3 separate regions of the Homo sapiens genome follow, and all the other regions are linked to region 1. Evidence: read pairs that join two places in POLR2A ChIA-PET (ENCODE). Cell type or tissue: A673. All regions are shown on one strand. Links, peaks and the distances in the headings refer to the core of each region. The heading gives the core; the rest is flanking DNA.

Region 1 (4,862 bases), core at 441-4,440:
ATTTGTGTGATAAATCAATATCGTAAGATTGAAACTTGGAAGTCTTTTAAGTTGTTTCATTTATAAATTATTGATTTAGGAAGACTTACATTGCTATGCCCTCTTAAATACAGTACTGAGAATTTGCTTCAGGCTTTGTACATATTATGTTAAAGTTCAAAGCAGATTGTAGAGCCACACTGCCAGATTTTAAATCCTGATTCTGTCACTTCTTAGCTCTGTGATTTTGGGAAAAGGTACTGAATCTCTCTGTGAGTCAGTTTCCCCACTTAAAAAATTAGGATAACAACTTAACTCTTAAGGCTATTGTGAGGATTAAGAGGTAATATGTATCTTCACACATTGCTGGTGGAAATGTAAAATGGTGCAGCATCTACAGGAAACAGTTTGGCGTTCCTCAAAAAGTTAAAGAGTTACCATATGACCCAGCAATTTTACTCCTAAGTATGTATACCCAAGGGAAATGAAAACATACACCCACAAAAATACTTACATAAGAATATTCACACTAGTATTAGTCACAATAGTCAAAAAGGGGAAACAATCTAAATGTTCATCAACTGATGAATGGATGAACAAAATATTACATCCATACAATGGACTACTACGCAGCCATAAAAAGGAACAAGTGCTACAAAACTGATGGACCTCAAGAATGTTATAAGTGAAAGAAGCCAGATACAAAAGGCCACATGTTGCATGATTTCTTAGGAAATATTCAGAATAGGCAATTTCACATAGATAGCAGACTAGTGGTTGCCAAGGACTAGGAGAGGGGGAAGATGGGATGTGACTGCTTTAATGGTTAGGAAGAGATTTCCTTCTGAGATGATGAAAATGCTGAGCAACTAGACAGTGGTGAACCTCTTGAATATATAATAAAAACCACTGACTGTACAAAAGGGTGAATTTTATAATTATGAATTACATCGCAATAAAAAAATAAAAACCCAAGAGCAATTTGAAGAAAGTTAATGTGCAAAGTGCCTACAACAATTTCTTGGCGCATTGAAAGTGCTATATAAGCATTAATTATGATTATTACGATAATCTTAAGACACTCTTGTCTGCATTTTCATCATAAAGTTTTCAGAAGATAACTCACCACTCCTCACAGGCATTTCACATAGTAAAAATCTCACATTCATTCAGGATATACCTGCCACTTATTCTGGCATCTTCATGAGGCCAGACTCCTCGAGAGGGTTCTCAAGGGCAGTGGCTTCAGCTCACTCCTTGATACTTTCTTTCCATCTCGCCTAACAATATCAAAACCCCTGTTTATCACGGAGGCCAGGAGGAAATGCTCAATATTTGTATGTACAGTCAACCTCAGGCAAATCTGCCAGTTAAAAAAGAAGCGGGGATATGAATGCACAGGTATTTTTCTCCTAAAGAGCTAATAAATTACCACTACGACCTCCTCCTCACATTTGGCTTAATTTATTTACTGCATGTATGTTCTCTCATTTAATCCTCACAGTATTCTAAAGGTATAAAAAATGGTCTAAAAGTTTAAATGTGTAAACGGAGGTTCAAAGATACTTGATCTCTTAATGAGTAAATGGAAGTTCAGACATATTAACCAATTTGCCACAAATTACAAAATTAGTAAATGACAGAGTGCAGGTTCCAACCCATATCCCTATCAAAGCCCATATACACCTCAACCACTGTGTGATTCATCCCGGTTTCACTCTACATATTAGCTTAGAAAAAAATTAATCAATAATTTTTCCAGGAAGAGACAATGGAGAAAAGAATAATCCCTAATAAAGGAAGTTATTATAATGAACTACAAGATCAGACTAACGCAGACCCACCAGGCAGAGGCCTGGAGAGATGCCTCAGGGGACCCAAACTCGTGGGTACGGGGCCACGGGTCACCCGCCCGTCTATCCTGTTTCCAGGGTCGTCAGCACGGGAGGCTGCCCCTCTCTGCACAGGCGCCAGGAACCGCGGTCCGGCCTCCGTCCAGCCCAGACAGGGTCAGAGCGAAGCCTGGGAGGCCACAAAGCCGGCTCTCTGCACCACGGCTTCCACCGGATTCGCGGGGGTGGAGTGCATCCGAAAAGAACTGAGGAGGCTCCCACCAGAGCTGCAGGACCCAGCTCTTCACCTCGGTTCCCTTGAGCACGAGCTTGCTAGACTTCACATAAGAGTACTAGGCCATGGCTCCGGGAGACTTCTGCGCGGACAGGCTGAAGCCGGCTCAGGACGAGTATGTGACCTGGAGCAGCACCAGGGCAGGGAGGAACAGAAGTGGAGGCGAAGTAAACACTCCCTGACAGCCTACGTCTGTCCAGAACCCGCCTCCGTCTTCACCCAAACGGTGAATGCCCGAGATTTCCACTTCCAGGTTTCTGCCGGGAGGGGGGGGGGGGGCGGGGCGTGAGGGAGGAGCTACGGCGGCTGCAGAGGGCCGAAAGGTGTCCGCATGCATCTGCTCCCTGGCGCCCTCTCGAGGAGCCCCTGAGGATTCGTGCCTCCCAGAGGTGGGGAAAGCCCGCCCGAGGCGCAGGTGCTGACGGTGGCGGGGCTGCCGGGCGCGCTGTGGAACCTCCTCTCGCTAGAGATGCGGGCTGGCGACGGTCCCCGCGGGGGCGGGAAGCGGCTCAGGCTGCCCTCCCCGGCCTGCGGCGGCGCATCTTGAAGCGCGGGCCACTCCCGCGCAGGTCACTCAGGGCTGTGCCTCGCGCGACTGTGTGTGCAGGAAACAAACAGGAAATACCCTAAAATGGAATGAAGAGACATGTTGAGGCCCGCGGATGTCGCGAGTGCTGTGGGAATGTGGGCGGAGGTGGAGAGTTATGGTGGCGCGTGTTACAGGCTCAGGGGTCAGGAAGAAGCCTAATCCTGGAGGCGGCATCTGAGGAGGGTCTTGAACGCTGGGCAGGCTTTTGCCCGATAGAGATGGAGGAAGCTAGTCCTGTCTGATGGAGGAAACAGGGCAGAGGCGTGGAGGGAGATGCGCAGTGCTGGTGTGAGGAGCCGCGAGCAGGCCAGGCCTGTAAAGCAGAGTGATGGGAACCAGGATAGAGAAGGCAAATCGGGGTCCTGCGGTCGCTGAAGAATTTGAATGAAATCATTAAACAGGTGAGAGGGATCCATCGCAAGAGCATGGGATGAAACGAGGAGTAGTCCACGGTGATCCCTCTGCAGCGGTGGGTATTATTAATCGCACATGTGACACCAAAACGGTGGGTATTATTGATAGCGTATGTGACACCAAAACCACCCCACTCAAGCTGTGGCTCTTTCCCTAAAGTAGAAAACAGAGACCAGTTGGGTTCCAAGCATCCACAAAGATCTTATTAAATTCGTGATCCCTGGTGGCACCATGGAGTCAGGATTGGCTCATTTCAAACCTGACTCAGAAATAAAACCATCTCAATGTGCGGAGATGAGCGTCCTTACCCGCTATCATAACGTATTTTCTGGTGTTTTCACAGTGCTGCGCTTCCTAATCCCCATTCTAGGGCAATCCACATGCCATGATGCCCAGAGGCATTAACAAAGGAGACACACAGGGGCTCCTCACGTTGGCTTTCCATGGTTTTGATGAAAATCTCAGTTTCCTCATCTCATACAATGTGGTTCGTAATAGTATCATTTAGGGTTGAAGAATTAAATGGTACAAATTATATAGAGTGCTTATTATAACCTACATGGAAAATGCCTAGGATATGTTAGCTATGCTCATCACCAACATCGTTATATGATGGTAATAATCAGATAGTCAGGAAGGCCGACACCAAGAAAATGGATACATGCTCTGAGGGAATGAATGTGGAGAGATCAGAAGGTCAAGAACAAAGCCGTACAACATGTCTGCAGTAAAGGGATAGAGAAAAGAAAGGCTATAAAAGAAGGAATTAAACAGTTAGAGTAAAATTATAAAATCAAAGCTAAGGAGAATTTCCAGAAAGGGTAATATCATTTAATATCATAGAAGTTTAGGAGCACAAGATGGAAAAAAGGCCTCTGGGTAACTGACATTGAGGCAGTCTTTAGGGAAGCTCCATTTCCGATAGAGAAGTAGACACAAAGTCAGCTTGAAGCAGGGACTAGGTGAAGAAGCTGTTGGCTGGTCGCATGGGGAAATAAATAAGGGATGGCATATGCCATATTTCTGGATTTCTTTCTTGCCCAGCCTCTATATATGCATAGAGTTTGGCGAAAACTTACAAAAAATAAAAATGAAACCAATTTCGTTTGTTGACTGAAATACAATGCTTCGTGTTAGAATCAAGATAAATTCATGCCTCTCCCTTCTATTGTCACCGTCAGTTTTGAAATTAAACATCAGCTTTTCTTCTTCATTAAAATCATTTTCAACTCCTCCCAGGTGTTGGTGGTTTGGGGGAGTTACATAAGCAGTCAGGTCTTGATGAGTAGAGGAGGAGGGAACAAACACTTTCAGCAAAGGCAGAATTCTGAAATTCTGCTCGTATTTTTCTCCAGTAACTTTCCTATGTTTGTGAGGTTATTCAGTCATAAAGATCCTAGTGAAATTTTTTTCAAGCTTGACTAATCATAATCACTGTGGACGTTTGTTTAAAATGTGTATTCCCAGGCTTCTCACCTGCTGATTCTGATTCAGGAGATCACGGATGGGACTCAGAATACATGTGTTTGACAAGTACCACAAGTGTTTCTTATGGTCAGGCAAATTTTGGAATCTAACCAGAAATTTATGTTTTTATGACTGGCAGCTAGAAAAGATTCCTAGAGTCTTTGCTTTTTGAAAATAAAATATTTCTTTTTTAAAAGGAAAATTGTATGAATAGATACAACATTTATACATGTGGCACATGTACTATACTGTGTGCTTTTGTCATATTTACAGTTAAAGATGTGTA
Region 2 (4,862 bases), core at 632-4,631, 880 kb after region 1:
ATACCAATCCAACACAAAGGCCATCTTAAACTTTCATTTGAAATGAAAGACAATTTTTAAGAGGTTAAGGGCTAGTAATTTGTTAAAGTCCTGAAGTTAAATTAGCTCAAGTAAATACAAAGACTTTCCTTTAATTAAAGCCTTTTAAATGAACACTTTAAAGCATGGTTTGTTTCTCCCTCAAATCTTGTCCAAAGCCACTGTTTACAACTCAGTATATCAAAGAAGGTTTCAGACATGATTGTGAAGCTCCCTCAACTTACAATGTGCTATTTGCAACCTTAGATGGCTATCATTCTGGCTTTTCTACCTTTTAGCAACAATAAGCACACCCTTCCCATTTCTCCCCCACCCTGACTTACCCCTCTTTGCATTTAATATATAATTTTTCTCAGAGTGTTCTTACACATCTTTAACTGTAAATATGACAAAAGCACACAGTATAGTACATGTGCCACATGTATAAATGTTGTATCTAGTCATACAATTTTCCTTTTAAAAAAGAAATATTTTATTTTCAAAAAGCAAAGACTCTAGGAATCTTTTCTAGCTGCCAGTCATAAAAACATAAATTTCTGGTTAGATTCCCAAATTTGCCTGACCATAAGAACCACTTGTGGTACTTCTCAAACACATGTATTCTGAGTCCCATCCGTGATCTCCTGAATCAGAATCAGCAGGTGTGAGGCCTGGGAATACACATTTTAAACAAACGTCCACAGTGATTAAGATTAGTCAAGCTTGAAAAAAATTTCACTAGGATCTTTATGACTGAACATCCTCACAAACATAGGAAAGTTACTGGAGAAAAATATGAGCAGAATTTCAGAATTCTCTCTTTGCTGAAAGTGTTTGTTCCCTCCTCCTCTACTCATCAAGACCTGACTGCTTATGTAACGCCCCAAACCACCAACACCTGGAAGGAGTTGAAAATGATTTTAATGAAGAAGAAAAGCTCATGTTTAATTTCAAAACTGATGGTGACAATAGAAGGAAGAGGCATGAATTTATCTTGATTCTAACACAAAGCATTGTATTTGAGTCTACAAACGAAATTGGTTTCATTTTTATTTTTTGTAAGTTTTCGCCAAACTCTAGGCATATATAGAGGCTGGGCAAGAAAGAAAGAAACCCAGAAATATGGCATATGCGATCCCTTATTTATTTCCCCATGCGACCAGCCAACAGCTTCTTCACCTAGTCCCTGCTTCAAGCTGACTTTCTGTCTACTTCTCTATCGGAAATGGAGTTTCCCTAAAGACCGCCTCAATGTCAGTTACCCACAGGCCATTTTTCCATCTTGTGCTCCTAAACTTCTATGATATTAAATGATATTACCCTTTCTGGAAATTGTCCTTAGCTTTGATTTTATAATTTTACTCTAACTTTGTTTCATTCCTTCTTTTATAGCCTTTCTTTTCTCTATCCCTTTACTGCAGACATGTTGTACGGCTTTGTTCTTGACCTTCTGATCTCTCCACATTCATTCCCTCAGAGCATGTATCCATTTTCTTGGCGTCGCCCTTCCTAACTATCTGATTATTACCATCATATAACGATGTTGGTGATGAGCATAGCTAACATATCCTAGGCATTTTCCATGTAGGTTATAATAAGCACCCTATATAATTCGTACCATTTAATTCTTCAACTCTAAATGATACTATTACTAACCACATTGTATGAGATGAGGAAACAGATTTTCATCAAAACCATGGAAAGCCAACGTGAGGAGCCCCTGTGTGTCTCCTTTGTTAATGCCTCTGGGCATCATGGCATGTGGATTGTGGTGGAATGGGGATTAGGAAGCGCAGCACTGTGAAAACACCAGAAAATATGATAGCGGGTAAGGACGCTAATCTCTGCACATTGAGATGGTTTTGTTTCTGAGTCAGGTTTGAGATGAGCCAATCCTGACTCCATGGTGCCACTGGGGATCACAAATTTAGTAAGATCTTCGTGGATGCTTGGAACCCAACTGGTCTCTGTTTTCTACTTTAGGGAAAGAGCCACAACTTGAGTGGGGTGGTTTTGGTGTCACATACGTTATCAATAATACCCACCGTTTTGGTGTCACATAAGCGATTAATAATACCCATCGCTGCGGAGGAATCACCGTGGACTACTCCTCGTTTCATCCCATGCTCTTGCGATGGATCCCTGTCACCTGTTTACTGATTTCATTCAAATTCTTCAGCGACCACAGGACTCCGATTTGCCTTCTCTATCCTGGTTCCCATCACTCTGCTTTACAGGCCTGGCCTGCTCGCGGCTCCTCACACCAGCGCTGCACGGCTCCCTCCTCGCCTCTGCCCTGTTTCCTCCAGCAGACAGGACTAGCTTCCTCCATCTCTATCGGGCAAAAGCCTGCCCAGCGTTCAAGACCCTCCTCAGATGCCGCCTCCACGATTAGGCTTCTTCCTGACCCCTGAGCCTGTAACACGCGCCACCATAACTCTCCACCTTAGCCCACATTCCCACAGCACTCGCGACGTCCGCGGCCCTCAACATGGCACTTCATTCTATTTTAGGGTATTTCCTGCTTGTTTCCTGCACACACAGTCGCGCGAGGCACAGCCCCGAGTGACCCGCGCACGAGTGGACCGCGCTTCCAGACTCGCCGCCGCAGGCCGGCGAGGGCAGCCTAAGCCGCTTCCCGCCCCCGCGGGGACCGTCACCAGCCCGCAGCTCTAGCGGGAGGCGGTTCCACAGCGAGCCCGGCAGTCCCGCCACCGTCAGCACCGGCGCCTTGGGCGAGCTTTCCCCACTTCTGGGAGGCACAAATCCTCAGGGGCTCCTCGAGAGGAAACGAGGGAGCAGATGCGTGCGGACACCTTTCGGCCCTCTGCGGCCGCGGTAGCTCCCTGGCAGAAACCCGGAAGTGGAAATCTCAGCCATTCAGCGTTTGGGTAAAGACGAAGGCGGGTTCTGGACAGACTTACGCTGTCAGGGAGTGTTTACTTTGCCTCAACTTCTTTTCCTCCCCGCCCTGGTGCTGCTCCAGGTCACACACTCGTCCTGAGCCGGCTTCAGCCTCTCCGCACAGAAGTCTCCCGGAGCCATGGCCTAGTACTCTTATGTGAAGTCTACCAAGCTTGTGCTCAAGGGAACCAAGGCGAAGAGCTGGGTCCTGCAGCTCCAGCGGGAGCCTCCTCAGTTCTTTTCGGATGCACTCCACCCCCGCGAATCCGGTGGAAGCCGTGGTGCGGAGAGCAGGCTTCGTGGCCTCCCAGGTTTCGCGGCCTCCCAGGTTTCGCCCTGACCCTGTCTGGGCTGGACGGAGGCTGGACCGCGGTTCCTGGCGCCTGTGCAGAGAGGGGCAGCCTCCCGCGCGGACGACCCTGTTAACAGGATAGATGGGCGGGTGACCCGTGGCCCCGTACCCACGAGTTTGGGTCCGCTGAGGCATCTCTCCCGGCCTCTGCCTGGTGGGTCTGCGTTTGTCTGATCTTGTAGTTCATGATAATAACTTCCTTTACTAGGGATTATTCTTTTCTCCATTGTCTCTTCCTGGAAAAATTATTGATTATTTTTTTCTAAGCTAGTATGTAGAGTGAAACCAGGATGAATCACACAGTGGTTGAGGTGTATATAGGCTTTGATAGGGATATGGGCTGGAACCTGCACTCCGTCATTTACTAATTTTGTAATTTGTGGCAAATTGGTTAATATGTCTGAACTTCCATTTACTCATTAAGAGATCAAGTATCTTTAAACCTCCGTTTACACATTTATACTTTCAGACCATTTTTTATACCTTTAGAAGACTGTGAGGATTAAATTAGAGAACGTATATGCAGTAAATAAATTGAGCCAAATGTGAGGAGGAGGTCGTAGTGGTAATTTATTAGCTCTTTAGGAGAAAAATACCTGTGCATTCATATCCCCGCTTCTTTTTTAACTGGCAGATTTGCCTGAGGTTGACTGTACATACAAATATTGAGCATTTCCTCCTGGTCTCCGTGATAAACAGAGGTTTTGATATTGTTAGGCGAGATGGAAAGAAAGTATCAAGGAGTGAGCTGAAGCCACTGCCCTTGAGAACCCTCTCGAGGAGTCTGGCCTCATGAAGATGCCAGAATAAATGGCAGGTATATCCTGAATGAATGTGAGATTTTTACTCTGTGAATTTCCTGTGAGGAGTGGTGAGTTATCTTCTGAAAACTTTATGATGAAAATGGAGACAAGAGTGTCTTAAGATTATCGTAATAATCATAATTAATGCTTATATAGCACTTTCAATGCGCCAAGAAATTGTTGTAGGCACTTTGCACATTAACTTTTTTCAAATCGCTCCTGGGTTTTTATTTTTTTATTGCGATGTAATTCATAATTATGAAATTCACCCTTTTGTACAGTCAGTGGTTTTTAGTACATATTCAAGAGGTTCACCACTGTCTAGTTGCTCAACATTTTCGTCATCTCAGAAGGAAATCTCTTCCTACCCATTAAAGCAGTCACATCCCATCCTCCCTCTCTCCTAGTCCTTGGCAACCACTAGTCTGCTATCTATGTGAAATTGCCTATTCTGAATATTTCCTAAGAAATCATGCAACATGTGACCTTTTGTATCAGTCTTCTTTCACTTATAACATTCTTGAGGTCCATCATTGTTGTACCACTTGTTCCTTTTTATGGCTATGTAGTATTCCATTGTATGGATGTAACATTTTGTTCATCCATTCATCAGTTGATGAACATTTAGGTTGTTTCCCCTTTTTGACTATTGTGACTAATGCTAGTGTGAATAGTCTTACGTAAGTATTTTTGTGGGTGTATGTTTTCATTTCCCTTGGGTATACATACTTAGGAGTAAAATTGCTGGGTCATATGGTAAGTCTTTAACTTTTTGAGGAACCCCA
Region 3 (4,862 bases), core at 632-4,631, 1.2 Mb before region 1:
ACACAGCCAGATGAATCAATTGAGGATAAGGAAACCAGGCTGGGGAGCCACAGGAGGAAGAGGTACATGGGGAAGAGATAGGGAGATGCACTGACTGAAACGGGCTGTGGGGGCATGGCCCGGCAGGGGTGGGGGAAGGGGTTCCCTGTGGCAGGGTGGTCACTTACATTTTATTGGTGCCTCGAAGGACTTGGCCACTGTCACCATCACATTGGTGCCAAATACCTAGAAGGAGAAAAAAAGAGCAGTATGAAGGGAAGTGAGGGGCTGTGGGGGGAAGAATGGCTGTCCCTGGGCTTCTAGATGTGCTGCTGCCTGGGATCTGAGGGGAGCTGGGAGGGGCTCCAGTGCAGATCTGAAGCTGAGGTGAGGTGGCCACTGATACTGGTTCTGGGCAACAAAGGGGAAATTCGAGGGAGTATAGAAAAGACCTCTGATGGCCCAAGCCAGGCAGCCTATGTTTGTTCACAGTTCTGTTCCTCCCAAGTGATAAAGTCCCCCAGCGCTACCCACTTGAGAGGGGAAGAGGCTGCCTGGGGCCAGGAAAAGGGTACCTGAGTCAGGCTGACGTCAGTCCCTCTGTGATGCCTCTCAGAGTGAATGTGAATGCCCTTGCTGGGCCCATTCATCAACATTCTTCCACCCCTACCTGAACTTCTTTGAGTCTCAACTCCCTTGCCAAGGAGACATGGGATTAGGTAACACCCCTGCTAGCAAGGAAGAGAGGCAGGTGGTCGGAAGGCACCGGGCATGAGTGTGCTCTCAGAAAGAGGTAGAATCTGCTCTCTCTGGCTCCATCTCACAGATGGGCCCAGAGAGGACTTGCTCTGCGGTCCGGAACTTCAGCCCAAAACAGCTCTTCTCCGTCAGATGACTGCAACTTGGGCCAGAGAGGCAGGGTGATGAGATGAGATGGCCCCGGAGCCAGACATCCTTGGCATCCCTGCCTGACTCACCCAGAAGACATCGTAGATGAAGAGTCCGCCCAGCAGGATGCAGCCAGTGCTGACATTGTTGAGGTGCAGGAGCTCTACTCCATTAAGGGAGAAGGCCAGGCCAAAAAGGTTGTTGGCAATCCAGTGCTGAGGAAAGCGGGGAGTGAGACCAGCTTGCTGTGACCCACCCTGCCCTGTCAACCCCATCCTCCCCTTCTGCCCAGGTCCTGACTACTCACCTTCCTCAGCAGGTACCAGACGCCAACGATGCTGCTCAGGCCCAGGCACACCAGGTCCTTGGTGTCAAATTCATAATTGATGATCTCTGAGCAGAGAGGCCAGGTAAGTCCACTCCCTGAGGCAGGGCTACCCCTCCCACCTGTCAGCCCCTGGACGGAGGAGGGCATGGCTGTGGGCACTGTGAGAGGTTCACAGGCTGGCGGGGCTAAGCCTTGGCTGCCCCAGATTAGTATGAGTTTCAGAAGGGGAGAGCTCACTGGAGCCACCCCAACCCCTCCAATTTCCTACAGGAGGGAATGGAGGCCCAGAGAGAGACTTACAAGCCTGGCACAGTGTCAGCGGGAAGTGGTCTTTGGTGTTAGAAGCACAGGCTTTGTTACTTGTAGCTGGGTGACCTTGGGGAAGGCAGTGCCCTCTCTGAGCTTCAGTTTTCTTATCTGTAAAAAGGGGATAACAGCACCCCTTCTTAGGGCTGCTGTGGGGGAATAAGTAAGACAGTCCTTACAATGCATTCAGCACAGTGCCTGGCACATAGTGGGTGCTCAGTCAGTGCCAGCTGCCTCTGAGCCCAGGTCTTTAGAAAGGTCGAGTTAATTCTGGAATCTTTCTACTTTGCCACCAAAGGATGAAGAAGGTTAGCGGCAGCCTCAGTTCACTAGCAGGCGATGAAGAAGGGAAGAGATGCAGGTCTCAAGGAAAGGCCGGAGTCCCCGAGGCTGCTTTTGTGGGGGGCCCTGTGGTAGACATCTTGATGTTAGACCATTCTCAATTGCTTCCAAGCTTCCTAAGAAGACAACTAGAGGCTGTGGAGTTTGCCGGGAGTCACAGAGTCCAGACACTCCTTTCACATTCCAGAGTGTTAGCAGACTGCTTGCTGCTTGTCCCCTAATTTGTTTTTTCATCTGTGGTAAGAGCACCCTGATTTGTTTTCTATAAAGTATCTGTTAAACTTATTTAGCATAACCACAGAGGCATTGTATTCACGCTGTCACACACAGACACAAACACACATACGACACAATCAATATCCACATTTAGCCCCCCAAATGCATTCCTTCTGAGGCTCATTTATATGTCTTCATGTGCCACAGCCCATCATTTAAATAATGGATATTTTCAATGCCAATTCCTTTGTTGACTTTCTCAATATCTTCTGCAGACATCTTCATGACCCCAACACACAGAGCATGCTGTTTTCCTTCCGCTGTGACTGCTACAATCGTATCTACTGCAGCAGGGTACAGCTTAGCTCCAGGAGAAGTTAAACCTGGACACATAATATTTGCGCCACTGAGTACAAATTTGATAGCTCCTTTATCAACCTGCTGGTGTGGCAGGATAAAAGGGTATTTGTGAAGCAACCTTAGAGTTGGACAAAAAGGCCCCTTTCTTTGTCTAAAAAACAATAATTCCCCACTTACGGTAAGGATTTCTGTATGTTCGTGGCATCGGACTATTTTGACAGGATCTTTCTTAGGCATGATTTGATTAAGCCATGGTTCAATACCTGGAAATTGCTCTACCAGTTGGCTCTTAATGCCCTTAATAACTGACGTTTTCAACTGGATGCAGTTGGACACACTTTCCTTTTCATCAAACTTCTTGAACATGATCCAGGGTGAAGCGGGCGACAACAGGGAAACAAACGGAATTGGCAAGGCTCCGGTGGAGTCCCCTGCAGGAAGGCCGGCGCGGGCGCCACGCGGCCTGCCAGACGGTCAGAGCCGTTGTCGCTAACCGGAAGATGACACAGCCAGCGCGCTTTACGGCCCGGTGAAATCTGACAACTTCCGCTCTCTGAACGCCACGTCACGACTGCGCTTGGCCCGCTGTTCCTTCGACTGCTGATTCCTCTCCAATGAGGATCGCTGAAACAGTAGGGCTTGACAAGCTAGAAATGATACGAATGCTTTCTCCTTGCCGGAACAGAAGACTGCAGATGCGCACCCTGATGAGTTAGTTCTAACTGGACACGAGACCGACTCACGGCCATTTTCCAGCTTCTCTTATAGCTAAATGGACAGGGAATATGGATGCCTCTCCTTCCTTCTGGCTGGACAGTGGAGTGATGACACTATCCTGACCCGAGGGCCAGTGCTGTATATGGCGGAGCATGAGATAGAGAGGGCCTGGGACCTTGAAGACTGTGGTATAAGCCTAGCCTTTTTACTGTTTTATTTATTTATTTTTTTAGACGGGGTCTTGCTCTGTCGCCCAGGCTGGAGTGCACTGACCGTGGCTTACTGCAGCCTCGAACTCCAGGGCTCAAGTGACCCTCCTGCATCAGCCTCCCAAAGTGTTGGGATTACAGGCATGAGCCACCGCGCCTGGCCAAGCTTAGTCTTTTTTTTTTTTTTTTGAGACAGGGTCTCACTCTGTCGCCCTGGCTGGAGTGCAGTGGCGCGATTTCGGCTCACTGCAACCTCCGCCTTCCCAGGTTAAAGCGATTCTCCTGCCTCAGCCTCCCGAGTAGCTAGGATTACAGGTACACGCCACCATGCCTGGCTAATTTTTTTTGTGTTTTTAGTAGAGACGGGGTTTCGCCGTGATGGCCAGGCTGGTCTGGAACTCCTGATCTCAAGTCATCCGCCTGCCTCAGCCTCCCAAAGTGCTGGGAGGCGTGAGCCATCTCACCTGGCCCAAGCTCAGTCTTTAAAAAAAAAAAATCAACAATTGTTTAACAGAGGTTCCTTAGAGATGCACAAAGCAATCACATAAAATTGCTGCCGATTAGGGACAAGGCAGCATGTGCTAGGCACCAGTAAGAGAGAGTGCTACGGCCGGGCGCGGTGGCTCACGCCTGTAATCCTAGCACTTTGGGAGGCGAATCAAGAGGTCAGGGGATGGAGACCATCCTAACACGGTGAAACCCCGTCTCTACTAAAAATACAAAAAAATTAGCCGGGCGTAGTGGCGGGCGCCTGTAGTCCCAGCTACTCGGGAGGCTGAGGCAGGAGAATGGCGTGAACCCAGGGGGTGGAGCTTGCAGTGAGCCAAGATTGTGCCGCTGCACTCCAGCCTGGGCGACAGAGCGAGACCCTGTCTCGAAAAAAAAAAAAAAAAAAAAAAGTGCTAGATTTCACATGCTCAGTATTGTATACAAGAGAAATACCTGCTGGGCGTGGTGGCTCACTCACGCCTGTAATTCTAGCGCTTTGGGAGGCTGAGGTGGGCAGATCACTTGAGGTCAGGAGTTTGAGACCAGCCTGGCTAGCATGGCAAAACTCCATCTCTACTAAAAATACAAAAAAATTAGCTGGGTGTGGTAGCACACGCCTGTAATCTCAATTACTCAGTTGGCTGAGGTTTCAGTGAGCTGAGATCGCACCACTGCACTCCACCCTGGGTGACAGAACAAGACTCTGTCTCAAAAAACAAAAAACAAAGAAATACCTGCTGTTTGGTCAAGCATTGATAATCTTGTTACAGCATTTGAATCCATACCCTAACTAACCTACAAATCCCAGGATCTCCACACTTCCCCATAGTTTGCATTTTTTTACAATTTTTTTGTAGAGATGAGGTCTCACTATGTTGCCTAGGCTGGTCTCAAATTCCTGGCCTCAAGTGATCATCCTGTCTTGGCCTCCCAAATTGCTGTGATTACAGGCATGAGACACTGTTTCTGGCCAGTTTTTATTTTTGAAAAAAGAGCTGTGGAACCCCCTTTTCAAACCTTAGGTGAGG

What was found. Peaks named below come from ENCODE experiments on the same cell type or tissue, not always from the same donor. Only the 100,000 strongest peaks of a DNase experiment are listed, where the experiment ranks them.
Region 2: POLR2A ChIA-PET joins it to region 1 with 5 read pairs; 1 of 35 experiments calls an interaction of 5 or more read pairs at or near these places.
Region 3: POLR2A ChIA-PET joins it to region 1 with 5 read pairs; 1 of 35 experiments calls an interaction of 5 or more read pairs at or near these places.

The regions. Positions count from the first base shown.
Region 1 is chr20:30,374,683-30,379,544 of GRCh38, reverse strand. It overlaps the pseudogene FRG1BP. Among named protein-coding and RNA genes, the nearest start is that of FAM242A, 15 kb to the right of the region's middle. In A673, for the core only: a CTCF peak has its summit at 2,480 (motif pointing left); a DNase peak (open chromatin) is centred at 2,464; H3K4me3 peaks cover 1,717 bases; H3K27ac peaks cover 973 bases.
Region 2 is chr20:29,495,379-29,500,240 of GRCh38, reverse strand. It overlaps the pseudogene FRG1EP. Among named protein-coding and RNA genes, the nearest start is that of FAM242B, 51 kb to the left of the region's middle. In A673, for the core only: no CTCF peak of the experiment used is centred there; a DNase peak (open chromatin) is centred at 2,880; H3K4me3 peaks cover 856 bases.
Region 3 is chr20:31,545,427-31,550,288 of GRCh38, reverse strand. HM13 (histocompatibility minor 13) reads right to left here. Exons shown (of 13, transcript NM_178581.3): 5 at 1,175-1,260; 6 at 957-1,082; 7 at 168-225. It overlaps MCTS2 (MCTS family member 2), which reads right to left and starts at 2,910. Exons shown (of 1, transcript NM_001397496.1): 1 at 2,208-2,910. The coding sequence starts at 2,785. The coding sequence ends at 2,240. RefSeq lists enhancers at 1-453, 1,956-3,155. In A673, for the core only: no CTCF peak of the experiment used is centred there; a DNase peak (open chromatin) is centred at 2,938; H3K4me3 peaks cover 2,064 bases; H3K27ac peaks cover 2,467 bases.